3 separate regions of the Homo sapiens genome follow, and regions 1 and 2 are each linked to region 3. A link is a loop called in an ENCODE intact Hi-C map of the cell type or tissue named here. Cell type or tissue: B cell. All regions are shown on one strand. Each heading gives the region's core, and the rest is flanking DNA. Links, peaks and the distances in the headings are about the cores only.

What was found. A loop is a pair of places that touch in the nucleus more often than their neighbours do. Peaks named below come from ENCODE experiments on the same cell type or tissue, not always from the same donor. Only the 100,000 strongest peaks of a DNase experiment are listed, where the experiment ranks them.
Region 1: a loop joins it to region 3, with 8 times the contacts of the local background. A loop is called at or near these places in 2 of 110 quality-filtered maps.
Region 2: a loop joins it to region 3, with 7 times the contacts of the local background. A loop is called at or near these places in 9 of 110 quality-filtered maps.

What each region holds. Positions count from the first base shown.
Region 1 is chr22:38,371,073-38,376,833 of GRCh38, forward strand. All of the region lies in intron 3 of TPTEP2-CSNK1E (TPTEP2-CSNK1E readthrough), which reads right to left. It also overlaps the pseudogene TPTEP2. Among named protein-coding and RNA genes, the nearest start is that of TPTEP2-CSNK1E, 25 kb to the right of the region's middle. In B cell, for the core only: no CTCF peak of the experiment used is centred there; DNase peaks (open chromatin) are centred at 3,157 and 3,529; H3K27ac peaks cover 4,898 bases.
Region 2 is chr22:38,349,913-38,355,673 of GRCh38, forward strand. The region is part of intron 4 of TPTEP2-CSNK1E (TPTEP2-CSNK1E readthrough); the gene reads right to left. It also overlaps the pseudogene TPTEP2. Among named protein-coding and RNA genes, the nearest start is that of CSNK1E, 35 kb to the left of the region's middle. RefSeq lists a silencer at 3,290-3,529. In B cell, for the core only: CTCF peaks have their summits at 3,409 (motif pointing left) and 3,613; a DNase peak (open chromatin) is centred at 3,419; H3K27ac peaks cover 900 bases.
Region 3 is chr22:38,568,267-38,576,028 of GRCh38, forward strand. DMC1 (DNA meiotic recombinase 1) reads right to left here and starts at 1,917. Exons shown (of 14, transcript NM_007068.4): 1 at 1,777-1,917; 2 at 1-23. It overlaps LOC105373031 (a long non-coding RNA gene), which reads left to right and starts at 2,234. Exons shown (of 2, transcript NR_134627.1): 1 at 2,234-2,328; 2 at 2,487-3,092. It also overlaps the pseudogene RPS29P31. RefSeq lists a silencer at 1,913-2,202 and enhancers at 2,506-3,016, 2,603-2,652. In B cell, for the core only: CTCF peaks have their summits at 4,034 and 4,240; DNase peaks (open chromatin) are centred at 2,055 and 4,075; H3K4me3 peaks cover 1,803 bases; H3K27ac peaks cover 355 bases.

The sequences.
Region 1 (5,761 bases), core at 525-5,524, 200 kb before region 3:
GATATTTTTTAAACCTGCTTTTTGTTGTTAACCTTTTGTAATTTTTGCCTCAAATTTGTTTATTTCTGTTTGGTCTTCATTATTTATTTCCTTTTAATAATTTGGGGGTTGGTTGGTTCTTAATATTCTAGTTTCTTGAGGTAGAATTGTTCAGTGGTTTATTTGAAAGTTTTCTAGTTTTTTTGATCCAGGCATTTATTGCTAAAAACATACTTCTTTTTTTTTTTATACTTTAAGTTCTAGGGTACATGTGCACAATGTGCAGGTTTGTTACATATGTATACATGTGCCATGTTGGTGTGCTGCGCCCATTAACTCGTCATTTACATTAGTTTTATCTCCTAATGCTATCCCTCCCCCCTCCCCCTACTCAACAACAGGCCCCAGTGTGTGATGTCCCCCTTCCTGTGTCCAAGTGTTCTCATTGTTCAATTCCCACCTATGAGTGAGAACATGTGATGTTTGGTGTTTTGTCCTTGCGATAGTTTGCTGAAAAAATGATGAGTTCATGTCCTTTGTAGGGACATGGTTGAAGCTAAAAACATACTTCTTAATAACTGCTTCTGCTCTGTCCCGTTTTGGTATATTGTGTTTCTAGTTACATTTGTTTCAAGGAATTCTTAAATTTCATTCTTAATTTCTTTCTTCACTCATTGTAACTCAAGGGCATGTTGTTTAATTTCCATATGTCTGTATAGTTTTGAATGTTCCTCTTGTTATGAATGTCTAGTTTTATTTCATCGTGGTAAGATGAGATACCTGATAGAATTTGTTGAGACTTGTTTTGTAGCCTAACATACGGTCTATCTTGGATAATGTTTCATGTGCTGAAGAAAAGAATGTGTATTCTGCAGCTGTTAGGTGAGATGTTCTGTATATGTTTGTTATTTATGTCCATTTGGTCTATGGTGGAGTTTAAGTCTGATGTTTCTTTGTTGATTTTCTGTCTAGATGATTTGTCCAATGCTGAGAGTGGGATACGAAGTGCCCAACTCTTATTGTAATGGGGTCTATCTCCCTCTTTAGATCCAGTAATATTCGCTTTATATATCTAGGTGATCTGGTGTTTGAGTGCATACATATTTACAATTATACACATATTACAATTATATTTCTTGCTGAACTGAATCCTTTATTATTACATAATAATCTTGTTTGTCAATTTTTATGGTTTTTAACTTGAACTCTGTTTTGTCTGATACAAGTATAGCTATTCCTGCTCACTTTTGGCTTCCATTTGCACAGAATATCTTTTTCCATCCCTTCATTATCAGTCTATGTGTTTCTTTACCAGTAAAGTGAGTTTCTTTTAGATAAAATATAGTTGGATCTTATTTTTTAATCCACTCAGTAAGTCTATATCCTTCATGGGGTATTTAATCTATTAACATTCAAAGTTATTATTGGTAGGTGAGGAGTTACTTCCAACGTTTTATTGTTTTCTGGTTGTTTTGTATATGTTTTATTCCTTTCTTCCTGTTTACTTTTGAAGTTGGGTAGTTTTCTGTAGTGATAAGGTTTCATTCCTTTCTCTTTCTCCTTTATGTATTGACTCTAACAGTGACTTTTAAAGTTTTGCATGTTTTCATGATGGTGGTTATCATCTTTTTACTTCCAGATGTAAAACTCCCTTGGGCATTTCTTGTAACGCTGGTCTAGTGGTGATGAATTATCTTGGTTTTTGTTTATCTGTGACAGATTTTATGTCTTCATTTGTAACGGATAGCTGTGCTGGGTATAATATTCTTGGCCGAAAGATTTTTTTTCTTTCAGAACTTCGAATATATCATCCCATTCTCTTCTAGCCTAAGGTTTCTGCTGGGAAATCAGCTGTTAGTCTAATGGGGATTCCATTATAAGTGTGTTACTTTTCTCTTGCTATTTTAAAATATCTTTGTCTTTGATTTTTCACAATTTGACTATAATGTCTGGGTTGAATGTATCTGGGGTTCTTTGATCTTCCTGGAACTAGATGTCTAGCTTTCTCTCAAGAGTTAGGAAGTTTCATGCTATTTTATTAAATATGTTTTCCTCATATTTTCTCTACACTTTTCCTTCTGGAATGCCCATAATATGAATATTTGATCAAATTAATGGTGTCCCATAAATCCTGTAGGCTTTTTTCATTCTTTTTTATCCTTTTTTGCCTGCCTGTTATTTCAAAAGACTTGTCTTCAAGTTCAGAAATTATTTCTTCTGCTTATTCTTGTCTGTAAAGCCATTGATTGTATTTTTTCATTTCATCCATTGAACTGTTTAGCTCTTAGGGCTTCTGTTTGGTTATTTTTATGATATCTGTATCTTTAGTAAATTTCTCTTTCAAATCATGTTTTCCTGATTTCATTGACTTGTCTATCTGTATTACCTTACATCTCACTGAGTTTCCTTAAGATTATTCTTTTTTCTGCCATTTCATATGTTTATGATTGGGTTCTATTACTGGATAATTACTATTTCCCTTTGTAGGTGACATGTTTTCTTGCATTTTCACGGTTGCTGTGTTTCTAAATTGATTTCTATGCATCTGGTGAAAAAGTCACCTTTTCCAATTTTATGGAGTAGGTTTACTTGTATGAATTTATTTGTATGAATGGGTCTTGGATGTCTGTTCATTGGGGTATACTGGCCTTGGTTCTACATGGATGCAGTAAGTGTAGTCTCCATGTAGTTTATTCAGCTGTGATCCACACTAGTAACATTTGCAAGTTACTCAGTGGCCTAGGTTAAGGAAGTTTGTAGTGATGGTGGTGCAGCCTTGCCAGGGGTGGGCTCACTGGGCTGTTTCGCAGGGTAGGGGTGTGTGCAGGCACACAGTGGGTCAGAAAACTTGGAGTATGGCTTTATGCGGCTGGCCATGGTGCTGTCACTCTAGCCAGGAGCATGGGGATGCAGCTGCTCAACCAGGGCATGACTGCCAGATGTGCTTTGCAGGACAGTTTCTCAGGCCCAGGATGCAGGCACACAGCTGTTTGCCTGGCCTGGAAGAATGCACTCCAGGAGTGGCCTGAAGGGCTGTTTCCCATACCTGGTATGTGGGTACACAGCTGCTCATCTGGCCTGTGGCCAGTCTGCTGGGGGGAAACTCATGGGCCAAATATATAGCTGCATAGCTGCTAAGCTGGACTGAAAATATCTTTGCCAGGGCTGGCCAAGAAGGGGGTTTCTCAGGCCTGGGATACAGTCAAATGACTTCTCAGCTGTCCCGGATGTGTGTCTGCTGGGGGTAGTCCATAGAGCTATTCTAGCTCAGGATGTGGGCACACTGCTGCTCAGCTGGCCTGGGTGGTGCCTGCCAGGGGAAGCCCAGGGGACTGCTTCTATGAGCCAGGATGTGGACACGAGGCTGCTCGGCTGGCCTAAGGGCATGTCTTCTGGGAGTAGCCCATGGAGCTCTTTCTTAGGTCCAGGACATGGACATTCATGGCTGATTGGCTGGTCTGGAGGTGCATCTGCTGGGAATGGATACAGGACTATTTCTCAGGCTCATGCAAGGTCGCACAGCTGCTTAGTTGGCCTGGGAGTGTTTCTGTCGGGGGTGGCCTAAAGGGCTGTTCCTCAAGCTGGGACATAGGTATGTGGCTGCTTAGCTGGCCTGACAGTCTGCTGGCCAGAGTAAGCTCCCAGGGTTGTTTCTTGGCCCTGAGACTTGGGCATACACAGCTGCTTGTCTCTCAGGTCTGAGAGACAGGTGCAAGGCCCACTCGGTGGTGTGCCTGCTGGGGGCAGCCTGTGGGACTGTTTCTCAGGCCCTTATTAAAGGCAGAGGGCTCCTGGGCAGGCCAGGAGCATGTCTGTGGTGGATGGGGCCTGCAAGGCTGTTTCTCAGGTCCTGAGCATGGGCTCATAGTCACTCTGTTGACCTGGGGGTGTATCAGCTGCTCAGAGGCTTAGGGGCCTCTCCCACTTGGGAGAGGGCATGTAGTGGTTTGGCTGTCTTAAGAGTGAATTTACCCTGGATGGGACTGCAGATTATTCCTCTGTCTGGAAGTGTGGTGGTGGGGGTTGATTTCCCTGCATGCATTACTTGAGTTACAGCCAGTCCTGGGACCAACCTCCACACAGCTGGGATTGTGGCTTTAACCCACCCATGTGGGCTTGGTGTACTGAAGATAAAGCTCCAGTGCTGGAGAGGCACAGTGGCTACTGCCCCCAGAGGAGGGCACACTCAAGAGATGACTCTGGTCTCAAGATGGTGCTGTGCTGCTGCAGCTTAAGTCTCTGGGGGTGGGAAGTCTTCACCTTGTACTCCTAGTCCAGGACATGCAGCTGTGTCAATTCTTGGCAATACTCCAAACTGGCCTGAGGGCTTGCAAAGACTGTGAGATTCTCCTGTTGTAAAGACTTTGTGTTTGTGATGGCAGTGGGGTGACAGGGATCTTCTGCCTACCTTCACCCTGCAATGAGAAGTCTCTCCTGTCTCTGGGCCAATTCAATCCAGATGGGGCAGAAGGGGCTGCACAGGCTGAGTGCTTCCATGCTGTGGCAACTTCCAGTCACCACAGGTGTGTCTCCACTCCTTTGCTGCACTCCAGGACTATCCCTTTGATATTCTAATCAAATCTTAGATGTGTATTTCTTGCCTCAATTCTTTCTTGTAGGGGAGATGAGCACCAGGCATCTCTAGTCACCCATCTTGCTTGATTTAGCATAATTCGTAAGGGCCCCAGGATTTTCAGAATAGTCAATGATTGTTGGCTTCAACTTAAAAGTCACCAGCTTCATTAGCCCCTAACAAGAGAATTGGCCTGTGCTTTGAAGATGTCAAACCATGCGTTGACTTCTCCTCTCTAAATATGAAAGTCCTAGATGGCATCTTCTTCCAATAAAAGGCTATCTTGTCTACATTGAAAATGTGTTGTTTAGTTTGGCCACCTTCATCAATTATCTCAGCTAGATCTTCTGGATAACTTGCTGCTGCTTCTGCAACGGCACTTGCTGTTTACCTTGCACTTTTATGTGATGGAGATGGCTTCTTTCCTTAAACCTCATGAACCAAACTTTTAGCTTCAAGCTTTTCTTCTGCAGCTTCCTTACCTCTCCCAGGCTTCATTGAATCAAAGGGAGTGAGGGCCTTGTCCTGGATTAGGCTTTGGCTTAAGGGAATGCTGTGGCTGGTTTGATCCTTTATCCAGACCACTAAAACATTCTCCATATTAGCAATCAGACTGTTTTGCTTTCTCAACATTTGTATGTTCACTGGAGTAGCAGTCTTAATTTTCTTCAAGAAGTTTTTTGGCTTTTCTGTTTTGTTTTTGTTTTTGTTTTTGTTTTACATTCACAACTTGGCTGAACTGGTGCAAGAAGTCTAGCCTTCCTCACAATCATTTCTAGCTTTTGGTTTAAAGTGAGAGACATGTGACTCTTCCTTTCACTAGGACACTCAGAGACCATCATAGGCTTATTAAATGGCCTACTTTCAATATTGTTGTGTCTCAGGGAATAGGGAGGCCCAAGGAGAAGGAGAGAGATGGGGGAATGGCTAGTCAGTGGAGCAGTCAGAACAAACATGTCATTGATTAGGCTTGTCATCTTAATATGGACATGGTTCGTGTTGCCCCAAAACAATTACAATAGTAACATCAAAGATCACTGATCACAGATCACCATAACAGATATGATAATAAAAAGTTTGGAATATTGCAAGAATTATTAAAATGTGACAGAGACACAAAGTGAAAACACGCTGTTGGAAAAATAAAACCAGGAGACTTGCTCAATGTAGGGTTGCTACAAACCTTCAGTTTACAAAAAAGTAACATCT
Region 2 (5,761 bases), core at 525-5,524, 220 kb before region 3:
CTCCTGCCTCAGCCTCCCGAGTAGCTGGGATTACGGGCGCCCGCCACCATGCCCGGCTAATTTTTTGTATTTTTAGTAGAGACGGGGTTTCCCCGTGTTAGCCAGGATGGTCTCGATCTCCTGACCTCGTGATCCGCCCACCTCGGCCTCCCAAAGTGCTAGGATTACAGGCGTGAGCCACTGTGCCCGGCCCACACCTGGCTAATTTTTAAAAAATTTTTGTTGAGACGGGGTCTCACTATGTTCCCCAGGCGGGTCTCAAGCTCCTAGCCTCAGGGGATCCTCCCACCATGGCCACCAAAGGGCTGGGATTATACATGTGAGCCACCATACCTGGCCAGGAAATAATTTTTAAAATTGCGGTAAAATACCTATCATATAAGATTTGTCATTTTAGCTGGTTTTAAGCGTAGGTTCTGTGGCACTAAGTTTTTTTTTTTGCGGGGGGGAACGGAGTTTCACTCTTGTTGCCTGGGCTGGAGGGCTGGAGTGCAATGTCGTGATCTTGGCTCACTGCAACCTCTGCTTCCTGGGTTCAAGCGATTCTCCTGCCTCAGCTGGTGTTGAACTCCTGACCTCAGGTGATCTGCCTGCCTTGGCCTCCTAAACTGCTGGAATTACAGGCGTAAGCCACCGCACCCGGCCAGCACTAAGTATTAATACATCCACACTGCTGTGCTCCTCCCCCTACTGCCCGCCCCATCTCCAGAGCTTACAGGGAACCACACAACCAGTTCCTTTCCTGAAAGCTCAGAGGACAGGCTGCCTCCTCCAAGGAGTGATCCTGACTTCCCAGGCAGAGAATTTCTGCAATAAGCATTAGGCCTCCCCTGTCCCCAGATCCCTGCCCAGAACCCAAACACGGGTGGAGCCTCCACAGGGCTTCCCACCCAGCCTCCTGCTTCCACAGAACAGGATTCACTCTGGCCAGAGGAGGAAATTCTTTGAACTTCTTTGAAGTCCATGATGGTGATGATGATGATGACGGTGACGGTGATGGTGATGAGAATAATGGTGATGGTGATGATGGAGAGGAGGAGGAATCTCTGGCTCTCCTGCTGATGTCTTTCTCTGACCAGTACAGTCTCTGGAAGGCAGGATCATGTGTTTTCCCACCCTCTGCCAAAGATGGGAGCAGCCTGGGCTGGAATGCAAGGTGGCAGGAGCATACCACAGCTCTGTCACTACGATGGCAACAGCCCCATCCCTGTCCCTCACAATGGCCCTGAGTGTGGCCCTGGTTGTCCCTGCCTGTGTCCTTCCTTGTCCCCCCAACCAGGGAGCTCCTGGAAGACTAGCCTGGGGTGCCCCCTTCACTGGCCCCCCAACATGGCCCCAGATCCAGTGGCTGTAGGGCCTTCCCAGTCTTGCCCTCACTTCCCAGCTGAGGAAGCTGTTCACACAGCCTTCCTGAGGCTGGGCCCCAGGCTGTCCCCAACATCAGCACTGGAACATGGGACCTGGGTGGGCTGAAGGGCCCTCGTTTCTTTTTTTGCTGTGAGTGGGAAGGGCTGGGGAAACTGAGGCACAGGTTAGTGTCTTCATTTGCCCAGGTCACCGTAGAAACCTACTCTCCTTGCTGCTCTCTGGACTCTGGGGCCACATAGGGAGGCGGCCTGCAGGGCCCCTGCCCAAGAGCCAGGTCAGACCGGAAGCTCAGTGCCGGGTGTAGGAGCTGAGCAGACCTGGGCTCAAATTCCAGTCTGCTCACTCCTCTGGTGGTCACAGCGCCTTCCTCACCTGTCAGTGGGGTGCATGATAGTGCAGCCTCTCACACTGGCTGGAGCGGCCAGTAAGGCAAACACCCCAGGTCGGGCCCAGGCTCGAGGCGGGGGCTCAGTGAATATCCCCTCTACCTTCTTTTCCTGCCCGGAGGTCTGAAGGGGGCAGCCCAATGGTATAGACGGGCCTGGAGAGAGGGTGGCTCAAGCCCTGGCCCCGCCTCTGGCCCTCTGTGACCTTCAGTATCTTCGTCGGCCTCTCGTGGCCACTGGGCTGTGTATGCAGGACAATATTCATTCTCAGGGTCTGCAAAGGCCACCCCCAGCCTTGTCCCTACCTCCTGAGGCGGGTGGAAGGGGCTGATGAAGGTCAGCCCAGAGATCTTGGAGTGAAAGGGGCAGAAGGCCCAGGGCTGGCTGCGGTGGACCCTCAGGAGGTGATGAAGCGAGGGTTGTCCCCCGAGTCCAGGGCCTCTGGAGCCTCTCCTTCCTGCTGTGTGCACGGGTCCATAAACAGAAGGGACCGCCAGTTCTGGTTCCATTAGACATCCAAAAAACAGGCTGGGCGCGGTGGCTCACACCTGTAATCCCAGCACTTTGGGAGGCTGAGGCAGGCAGATCATGAGGTCAGGAGTTCGAGACCAGCCTGGCCAACATGGCGAAACCCCATCTCTACTCAAAATACAAAAATTAGCCGGGCATGGTGGTGGGCACCTGTAGTCCCAGCCACTCGGGAGGCTGAGGCAGGAGAATCATTTGAACCCGGGAGGCAGAGGTTGCAGTGAGCCAAGATCGTGCCACTGCACTCCAGCCTGGGCAACAGAGAGACTCTGCCTTAAAAAAAAATCCAAAAAACGTGAGCGAAGGGGTTGCTAAGTCCTTAGACTTAGAGGGAGGCCCCCGGAGACCACTTGGGTGAGAGTCCCAGGCTCAGCTCTGCCCTGTCCTCCATTTGAGGGCTTGGGCAAGTCCCCATACCATTTGGGCCTCAGTTTCCCCATCTGGACATGAGGGTTTCCACTGGCCCAGAGTTGGGCTGGGAGTCAGGTGTGACCTCAGGGGACTCGTGGTGCTCTCCTGGCTCTTGGTCTCCACCTGGGCCTGGACTTTTCTGTGGGACCCATCAGGGACACTCAGCAAACACCCCTTTGCATTTGTTTTATTTATTTATTTATTTTTATTATTTTATTTTATTTTGAGACACAGTTTGCTCTTGTTGCCCAGGCTGGAGTGCAATGGCACAATCTCGGCTCACTGCAACCTCCATCTCCCAGGTTCAAACATTCTCCTGCCTCAGCCTCTCGAGTAGCTGGGATTGCAGGCATGTGCCACCACGCCTGGCTAATTTTGTATTTTTAGTAGAAACGGGGTTTCTCCATGTTGGTCAGGCTGGTCTCGAACTCCCGATCTCAGGTGATCCGCCCGCCTCGGCCTCCCAAAGTGCTGGGATTACAGGAATGAGCCACCGCGCCCGGCTGTTTGTTTTTATGTCTTCTTTTTTCTATTTGTTAATAAAGCTCGCTTGGGGTCAGATTGCTAGGACCAAAAAGGCCCTGGCAGACAGCCTAGTCCATTATATAGACAGAGAAACTGAGGCTCTTGGGGCGAGGCAACCCGCCAGTGCCCTCCGGTCCAGCCCAGGCTGGGACCCGGGAATTCGGGCGGCGCTCGCCTGCTGCCCCCGTGTGGCCGCCGCGGGCGCTGCAGGCGGGTCCTGGTCACGCGGGGCGGGGCTGCTTCTCATTGCCAAGCCCAGGGCGGACGTGGGGAGCACCCATAGGGAGAAGGCCTGCCCTGGCCACCTGAGACTGCGACTCCGAGAAGTGCCCTGAACGAGTTCACCTCCGAAGGGAAACCAGGGACGCTTCCAGGAGGCAGTGTCCTTGGAGCAGGTGGTCGGGAGTGCTCCGGGCGCCCCACCTGGAGGAGTCCAGCCCTGGGACCAATTCTGCGCTGGCCTGAGAACAGCGAGGGCCTCGGAACCCGGCGGAGGGGTTCCAGCGGCTTGGTTGCTGTGGACTCCAGCGAATGCCTTAACCTCTCTGAGCCTCCTTTTTCTCAGCAAGAAATTGGTGTACACACACACACGCGCGCGTGCATACACACACCCTTCACAGGCTGTTGTGAAGATTAAGTTGGTATTCAAAGCATCGGGCCCAGCCCCGGGTTCCAGGTGGGTTGTGTTCAGCCTCTCCCCTCTCCATCCCTCCCTTGCAGGAGTTTGGGCTGGAACTGCTCCTCCCAAAGGTGTCTCCAGGCCCTGTCAAGGCCCAGGGACAGAGCTGGTACTAGCCCTGACCACACAGTGGGAGAGCTTCCTGTGTTTTCCCCTTCCCTTTGATGGGGTCAGGAGGTCTCCATCGAGTGCTAGCCGTCTACACCACCTTATCAACCTCGTCAATGGAGAGGCAGAGGTTGGCTGTGGTCCTGTAATCCCAGCACTTCAGGAGGCCGAGGTGACAGATCACTAGAGCCCAGGAATTACAGACCAGCCTGGGCAACATGGTGAAAACCTCTTTACAAAAAATACAAAAATTAGCCCGGCATGATGGTGTGTGCCTGTGGTCCCAGCTACTTGGGAGGCTGAATTGGGAGGACTGCTTGAGCTCGGGGGTTTGAGGTTGCAGTGAGCCAAGATCGCACCACTGCACTCCAGCCTGGGCAAGAGTGAGACCCTGTCCCCCTAAAAAAAACAAATGAAACCAAAACAAAAGTCAGAGAGGCAGGTCCTGGGCCTTGGGCCCAGCACTGACCAGCAGGAGTACCTGGCTAGAATAGAAACTCCTTGTTTGACTTCATTCTATTTCTTTTCACTTTTACCTTCCATATGTGGCAAGTTGATACTGGTTTCCACTTATGTAGGGATAGGAAGTTTCCTTTTAAAATAAAATTGTTCCAGGCACAGTGGCTCGCGCCTGTAATCCCAGCACTTTGGGAGGCCAAGGCGGGCGGATCACTTGAGGTCAGGATTTCGAGACCAGCCTGGTCAACATAGTGAAACCCCATCTGTACTAAAAATACAAAAATGAGCTGGGCGTGGTGGCACACACATGTAATCCTAGCTATTTAGGAGGCTGAGGCATGAGAATCGCTTGAACCTGGGAGGCAGAGGTTGCAGTGAGCTGAGATCGCGCCGTTGCACTCCAACCTGGGTGACAGAGTGAGACTCAGTTTCAAAAATAAAATAATAAAATTGTTCAAGTAAAAAAAAAGCAAGCTGATTTAAAAACATGTTATTCTATAATTTTAATACAATAGTTTAGAGGTGGGCACTGGAGACAACAAAGGTGACAGTGGAGTGACAAGATCTGAAGCCAGCACTAGAAAGCCTCTACATCCCGCTAATCAGCAGGTGAGGCTGGGCCAGGAGCCTCTCATTCTTTTTTTTTTTTTTTTGAGACAGAGTCTCCCTCTGTCTCCCAGGCTGGAGTGCAGTGGCGCCATCTTGGCTCAGTGCAACCTCCGCCTCCTGGGTTCAAGTGATTCTCCTGCCTCAGCCTCCCGAGTAGCTGGGACTACAGGCGCGTGTCACCACACCCAGCTAATTTTTGTATTTTTGTATTTTTAGTAGAGACAGGGTTTCACCATGTTGGCCAGGATGGTCTTGATCTCTTGATCTCGTGATCTGCCCACGTCAGCCTCCGAAAGTGCTGGGATTACAGGCATGAGCCACTGCGCCCGGCCAGGAGCCTCTCATTCTATGGACTGAAGTCACATATTCAATCCAGCGGGGATATTCTGAGCCCCGCCATGTGCTGGTGCCTGTACCTGCTATATCTCCTCTTTGGTGGGGAGACAAGCCCCCAGCCCAGGCAGGGTCCCCACCAGGCTGGACATAGACCCATTCTGGGTGAATGTGAGGGGAAGAAATTGAGCGTGCCCGGTGGTGGCGGAGCCAGGAACAGGAAGGCCTGGAGCCAGCCTGCGCTCCGCCCATCCAGCAGAGTCTCCACTTGGTGTGGATTTGAAAGTGATCTAACACGTCGTCCTCTCTTGTCACCCAGGCTGGAGGGCAATGGTGCGAACTCGGCTCACTGTAA
Region 3 (7,762 bases), core at 1,157-6,156:
GGGCAACAGAAAAATAATCACTTCTGGGAAAATAAGAAATATTATGTAAGAAGTAGTCCTTTGTCCAGGGGCCTCTGATTTCATTTCAAAGTCAACAAGGACTAGAAGGACAGTAAGAGAAGCATTTAGCTTGGAAAGATGAGGCCAGCCTATCTTCTTTCTGCGAGACATGTGACATTATTTCTTGTGTGTGTGTGTGTGTGTGTGCATGTGTGTGTGTGTCCCCACATGCACACAGATGCCTGAGGGGCAAATTGGGGGGTGCTTATTTAGTTTCTTCTCTTTCCCCAACAGTGATCACTTATCATCTGGTTTCCATTGCACAGCTAATCATGACTTTATTACTGCCTTGAATGTTATTTAGAATTGCATATTGCTTTTAACCTTTCTTGTTTATGTTTAACAACAATACTCTAGGAACCTTGACATTATATCATTCTTCCTTGTGTCCTCCCTGACACCTCCAACTTTGTCCTCAATAAATGGATTCTATTTTTCTCATCTATGATGAATGCCTTCCTGCCTGCTGATTATGAATGGGTACTCCTGTAACATCCACCTTTTTGTTTCATAGAACATTAGCTATACTTTCTTTCACAGTATTTACTAGTTTCATGATTTTTTTAAGATTTAAAAATATGGTGGTCCGGGTGTGGAGGCTCATGCCTGTAATCCCAGCACTTTGGGAGGCCGAGACAGGCAGATCACGAGGTCAGGAGTTCGAGACCAGCCTGGCCAATCCCCGTCTCTACTAAAAATACAAAAAAATTAGCCGGGCGTGGTGGTGGGCGCCCGTAATCCCACCTACTTGGGAGGCTGAGGCAGGAGAATCGCTTGAACCTGGGAGGCGGAGGTTGCACTGAGCCGAGATCATGCCACTGCACTCCAGCCTGGGCGACAGTGCGAGACTCAGTCTCAAAAAAAAAAAAAAAAATTGGTGGATCATAATATTATATTAAGGCTGATAAGCAGTTAAAGTTTTTAACATTGTAGACTCAAAAAGAAATCTCAGGAATCCACAAGGCGTGATTGTGTTTATTTATTACAATAAAATGCGGTCCAAATCATCATTTTTCTTGGTCGATTCCATTTCCTCATTTGATACCAAAGTCAGGGGTTGGACCCTAGAACAAAGGGAACGAACCATTAATACTAAGGCAGGAGCAGGGTCCTACCACCCAGCACCTCAAACGGCAAAGGATGGAAGGCAACCGAGACCGTTCGGATGGGATCTTCGGGGACACTGTCCTTCAGATGGCTAGCTATGAGTACCCCAATTCCACATTTACTGTCCCCATCGAAGAGAAAAACAGCATTCATTTCTTCTCCCCGTGATGAAATGAAAAGATTGTCCCCCATCTCTCAAGGAGCCGTTGATAGACTGAACCGTTGGATTGAAAGTAGGGCTCCCCAATCCCCCGGTTTAAGACGACCCAGCTGTCCCCTCTGGTGGGGGCAGCAGCGCGGTCGGGTCGCCCTCGACGCCTCCCTCAGCAGGAGGCCTGGGCAGACCCCCTGCGGCCGCCGGACATTTTCCTGACACCGGATTCCCTGGTCAGGAGGATGAGGCGGGCTCTCCTAGACTCAGGTCCGATTCGATTGAAAATGAGGTTGGAAATCCCTCAAGATCACTAAAATTCCTCCCCAAAGGTCGGAGCGGAACGCTCAAAGTCACTAGCCCAGGGACCCCAAAAAAGGAGCGAGAAAGGGAAGCGCGCCTTCTCAAAACGAGCGTCCCCTCAGAGTCTTCGCACGCTGTTCGTTTTTGCCACTTACCCCCCTCGTACCCACAGTCTCCCCGAGATTTTCAAGGTGAAGCCCCTCTGCCCCGCCCGACCTCCTCAGCTGACAGGATTCTAACTCGGGCCTAGAACACGGAGCCTGGAGACCCGCGCGCCGTTGACCACAGGGTTTGGCGCCAAACGAGGAGGGCGGGGCGAGGACCAAGGGGCCGGGGCGGGGCGCAGGGTGAGGGTGGAAGGGCGGGGAGGGAGCAGGCCTACAGAGGGCGACGAGGGGCGGGGAGCAATGGGGGCGGGGCGAAGACCGAAGGGCGGGGAACGAGCGGGCTCACAGGTGGGGGGACCAGAGGGCGTGGCCTGGAGGGGGCTCAGGGCGAGGGGGCGGGGCGAGGGCTGAGGCGCGGAAAACGAAGAGGAGCCCCAGCGGGTGGCGAGCTGGGATGACGGAGGGAGGGAGGGAGGGGCGCTGTGGAAGGAGCGCGCTGAGGAGCGGGGCCTTGAAGGGAGACCGTTGAGCTGGGGCGTCCCTCGAGCTGAGCACCTCGCTAAAGTCCGGGAGAAGACCCTGAGGCGGGGTTCTGAGGAGGTAGCCTTGAGTCGGGGGAGGGGCGATGAGCAGAGGTGGCTGACTTTGGCGATAGGTCTTGGTCGCGAGGGTTGCAGATGGAGCCTTGGCTTAGAAGGTCGAATCCGGGCCCGTTTCCCCCCGCCCCCGCTGCCCATGGCTTCTCTTTTCACCTCCAGGTTTTCATGCTGGCTTCAGAGTTTGGCCGTGCTCCCTCAGCGTTCCTAATTTCCCACTTTCTGACTCTCACCATTTGCCACTCTTGTCTGTGATTGAGACACCCGAGGCCCATTCAGGATGGAGAGTAATTTTTTCTCTGTCTTAACTTGAAGTTTTAAATAGACCACAGACGCCAAGTATATTTTGGTTCAGCTTTTAAATAGAAGTCGCAGGCCAGCCTTCGTGCCAGCAGCGCCATCGCTGGCAGCATCCTCCTCCTCCCCTCACGCGGAGACTGACTTGGGGAGAGTCAGGAAACATTTGAGAGAGCAGCTGCCGAGGTGGAGGCTGTGATGTATCTTGGATGAATCTCTGTGCAAACAGTTCTTTGGGTTCAAGACCTAGTACAGGGCGATCCTTTTTGTTTTTTCTGTCTGAATCATTTTGGTGGAATAAATAGCAAAACATTCCCACAATAGCAGTTGGCATTTTGTGTAGGACGCACCCCCCCAACAGGTGGATTGTTTTAAGAGCCAACAAATAACTGCCATTGTGCTTCCAAATCTGTTATTTTCCCCCAAACACAGTCGTCCTTGTTATATGGAGATGAATGCCCATTTGGGGGAGGAACTGGATAGTGGTGAAAGGCTTTCGCTCTGAGGCCTCACCTAAATAATTATGGGAACTTTTGAGCAACTCGTTAGGTGAAGACATCAACAGTCTACAGAAGAGCTGCAAAGAGCACAGCAAGATGATTTAGGGAAATATAACATATGTAGTTTGGTGTAGTGACAGCTGGGAGAGAGAAATGTTCATAATATTTGAAGGTTGTGTGCAGTACACTTAAAAAAACTAAAATGAGCTGGGTAATGACAAATTCATGAAGGGAGGAGAAAAATCTTATCTGGGTATCATATCGATGGTTAGAGACAACTTTTAAGATATTTAAAACAACAACAAACTCTAGGACAGTTAAAAAGTGCACATGAAGACTTTCCACTAAAATCGGAACCAAAAAAATTGTCTTTCGTATCATACAAAAACTCTGAATATCATGAAGGTGGCATTTCACATCAGTGGAGAAATGATGAATTCAGTGAATAGTGTTAGAACAACTAGGTAACCATCTGGAAGAAAAATAAAATTGGAACCACACTTTACACATTATACCAAAATAAATTCCAGACAGATCAAAAAATTAAATCTGAACAATAAAATAATAAAAGTACTAGAAGAAAATATGGGATATTTAAAATTACTTTGTAATAAGAAACATCTTTTTAAGTATGCTACAAAACTCAGAAGCCATGAAAGATTGTTAAGTATGCTTATATTTAAAAAAATATATCCTGCATGGCAAAATGGTACTTTCCTATCCACAATATAGAACATGGCAAACCAGAGCTTTTGTGTCAATTATTAACTGGATAATATAGCTTGCCTAATTTTTCAAATCCTTCAGGAAGTCCACAATTTCTCTACACAATTTTAAAATTTTGTGTCTTTTTATGATATTTTTAGAAATAAAAAAATAGGCAGTGGGATTATAGTTAAGACCTGAATTTTAAACTATTACACTTTACTGCCCCTCCGTGGACAGTCACCTTATAACCAAATAGAGGCACAGGATTCCAGCGCGTATAGTTGGGCTTCTACAAAGTGATGCTTGCTGATACATATTCTTGAAATTTCAAGAGCTTGAATTTGAGAAATGCTTTAGTAGAGAACTAAAGAATGAAGGCTCATCACGTACAAATTTCACTGGGTAGAATTCCCCTTAAAAATATTTGTTTGTTTTGTTTTGCTTTTTGTTTTTGAGTCAGGGTCTCCCTCTGTCACCCAGGCTAGAGTACAGTGGTAAGTAAGATCTTGGCTCACAGCAGCCTCAATCTCCCGGGCTCAAGCGATCCTCCCACCTCAGCCTCCTGAGTAGCTGGCACTACAGGCACAAGCCACCACACCCAGCTAATTTTTTGGTATTTTTTTTGTAGAGATGTGATTTCACCATGTTGCCCTGGTCTCAAACTTCTGGGCTCAAGTGATCCTCCCATCTCAGCCTCCCAGAGTGCTGGGCTTACAGGCGTGAGCCACTGCATCCAGCAGTGTTCCATTTCTTTATCTCCAATTTCAAATAATTTCCCTTTAAGAATAAGGTACTTGTAGCCTATTGCTGAGACCTGTACCTCTTAGTGGCTCTTCCCCTGGCTACATAAAGGTTTAAAATGACTGCTGTTTGTAAAGAGTCGATTAAAATTTTAACCTAGGGTCTTACATTATTCACCTCCAGTTACAAGAAGGAATACGGGGTACCATAGGAACACATGGGAGGGACATCTTATTCAGTTTGTGGGTAAGTGGGGAACATGGCATTTAGAGGCTGACACCCATGAGTAATTCATTAGTCAGGTAATAAGAGGGAACCAGTACTAACTTAAGAGAGTGCATTTAGCTGGAGCTCAATACTTATTTGTAGAATGAATGACTAGTAAAACACCTCTTACATTCGCCAAACTTTCTCTTTTTTTCTCAGTATTCTAGTTCCATCAATCTTGTCATGCTTTTTTTCTTACACTTCTAGTTTATATAGACATTTCAAATACTGTGTTTCTTGCCTCAGCAGAGGGAATATTCTGAAAGATACTAATTCTGCAGTGTGTGGATTTGCATTAACCTAAAGGGGTTTAGTATAGATTTACTGGAAAGAAAAAAAATCTGTAGGATTATGAACCAAAAAATAAAAAACCAAAGTTCCCATCTTTATTCAAAGCATTGATTAGCAAAAATAAAAGGCAAAAGTTGTATATATTTTTGCATATCTACTTCTTTCTTTCTTTTTTTTTTTTTTGAGGCAGAGTCTCACTCTGTCACCAGCCTGGAGTGCAGTAGCGTGATCTCAGTTCACTGCAACCTCTGACTCCCTCGTTCAAGCGATTCTCCTGACTCAGCCTCCTGAGTAGCTGGGATTACAGGCACATGCCACCACATCCAGCTAATTTTTGTATTTTTTGTAGAGACAGGGTTTCACCATGTTGGCCAGGATGGTCTTGATCTCCTGACCTCGTGATCTGCCCACCTCGGCCTCCCAAAGTGCTGGGTTTACAGGTGTGAGCCACCACACCTGGCCGCATATCTGTTTATTTCTGATCCTACTTTTCAGTCACCTAATAAGCATTTTTCCATGTCTTAAGCATAATTTTAAATGATTGCATAATATTCCATTGAATGTATTATTAACAAATTCCCTGTTATTGGACATTACTAATTAGTGTCAGCATCTTTTTGCATTGTTTGTTTTTTAGGATTACTTTTATTTATTTATAATAAAAAAATAGAGATGGGGTCTCGCTACGTTGCCAAGGCTGGTCTTGAACTCCTGGGCTCAAGCAATCCTCTCACATTGGCCTCCCAAAGTGCTGGGATTACAAGCATGAGCCACTGCACCCGGCTGAGGATCACTTTTCTTAGGGTAGATTTCTGGATTTATAATCATTGATTGAAAGGCTGTGGACAATTTTAAGGCTATTGATAAATATTTAAAGCTCATGGAAATATTTGGTTGTACTAGTTTCCATTTTCTAGTTTCCATTTACCAGCAGAGAAAGAGTTGGTTATTTCATAGCTGTCACAGAGCTTACAGTCTAGTAGGAAAGATAGATTTTATACAAAGAACTATATAAGCAGAATTGTGAAAAATGCATTAAGGGAAAAATAGTGTGCACTGTGCTAAGCACACAGATAGAAAGGTGACTAAGTCTCTGCTGTGGAAAGCAACAGTGCTTGGGAGAGGCAGACCGATAAACAGGTTGTTCCTTTAAAAAAATTGTTTTAGGCCAGTTGCAGTAGCTCACGCATGGAATCCCAGCACTTCAGGAGGCCAAGGCAGGCGGATCACGAGGTCAGGAGTTCGAGACCATCCTGGCCAACATGGTGAAACCCCGTCTCTACTAAAAATACAAAAATTAGCTGGGTGTCGTGGAGCGTGGCTGTCATCCCAGCTATTCGGGAGGCTGAGGCAGGAGAATCGCTTGAACCAGGGAGTCGGAGGTTGCAGTGAGCCGAGATCGCGCCACTGCACTCCAGCCTGGATGACAGAGTGAGACTCCGTCTCAAAAAAAAAATTTTAAATTTTTATTTTATGTAAAAAGATTTTTTCTTTCATTGAGTGGATGCCCTGGATAATCTATTCAAGGAAGATCACTTAGTCCAACTTAATGAAACCTATATCCTTCGCGTACTGACTGGCAGCACACATTAAGGCCATATTTCCTTTTCTTTTCTTTTCGTTTTCTTTTCTTTTTTTTTTTTTTTTTGAGATGGAGTCTCGCTCTGTTGCCCAGGCTGGAGTGCAGTGGTGCCATCTCAGCTCACTGCAACCTCCACCTTCTGGGTTCAAGTGATTCTCCTGCCTCAACCTCCTGAGTAGCTGGGATTACAGGGGCCTGCCACCATGCCGGCTAATTTCTGTATTTTTAGTAGAGACAGGGTTTCGCCATGTTAGCCAGGCTGGTTTGGAACTCTTGACCTCAAGTAATCTGCCCGCCTCAGCCTCCCAAAGTGCTGGGATTACAGGCGTGAGCCACCGCACCCGGCTGAGGCCATATTTCTGAATCAGACCTTGCTGGTTTGAGCAGACGTGACAAAAGCACCAACACTGGCCACATTTTCTTGGGTGGCTCCAGTAGAGCTGCTGGTGACCTATCTTGCTTTCAGTAGTACAAGGAAGAAAAAGGCATAAACAGGTCATTCTAAGTGTTGTGATTGACAGTTGATACTCACTTCAGTCTTAGTCTGTCCTTGCTTTTTTTTTAAATCACGTTTTCTTCTCTTGCACCTTTTAAATTTCATAAATATTGTTTATTTAACTATAATCCAATATACCACAGCCAGGTGGCTAAATGTCCTGTTTTTGCTCACATACTACCAATTTCTGTTCACCTACTTGAGTACTGTTCTGAGAAAAAAATCAGACTCCATGCAAGTTCTAGAAAAATCTATCCAGGTTCTAGATAAATGAAATGTCAGGGCAAAAACTTGACTTATTGTTGGGTGCAATGGCGTGTATTTGTAGTCCCAGCTACTCGGGAGGCTGAGGCAGGAGAATCGCTTGAACCCATGAGGTGGAGGTTGCAGTGAGCCAAGAGTCCATCTCAAAAAAAAAAAAAAAAGGCCGGGCATGGTGGCTCATGCCTGTAATCCCAGCACTTTGGGAGGCTGAGGCGGGTGGATCACAAGGTCAGGAGATCGAGACCATCCTGGCTAACAGGGTGAAACCCCATCTCTACTAAAAATGCAAAAA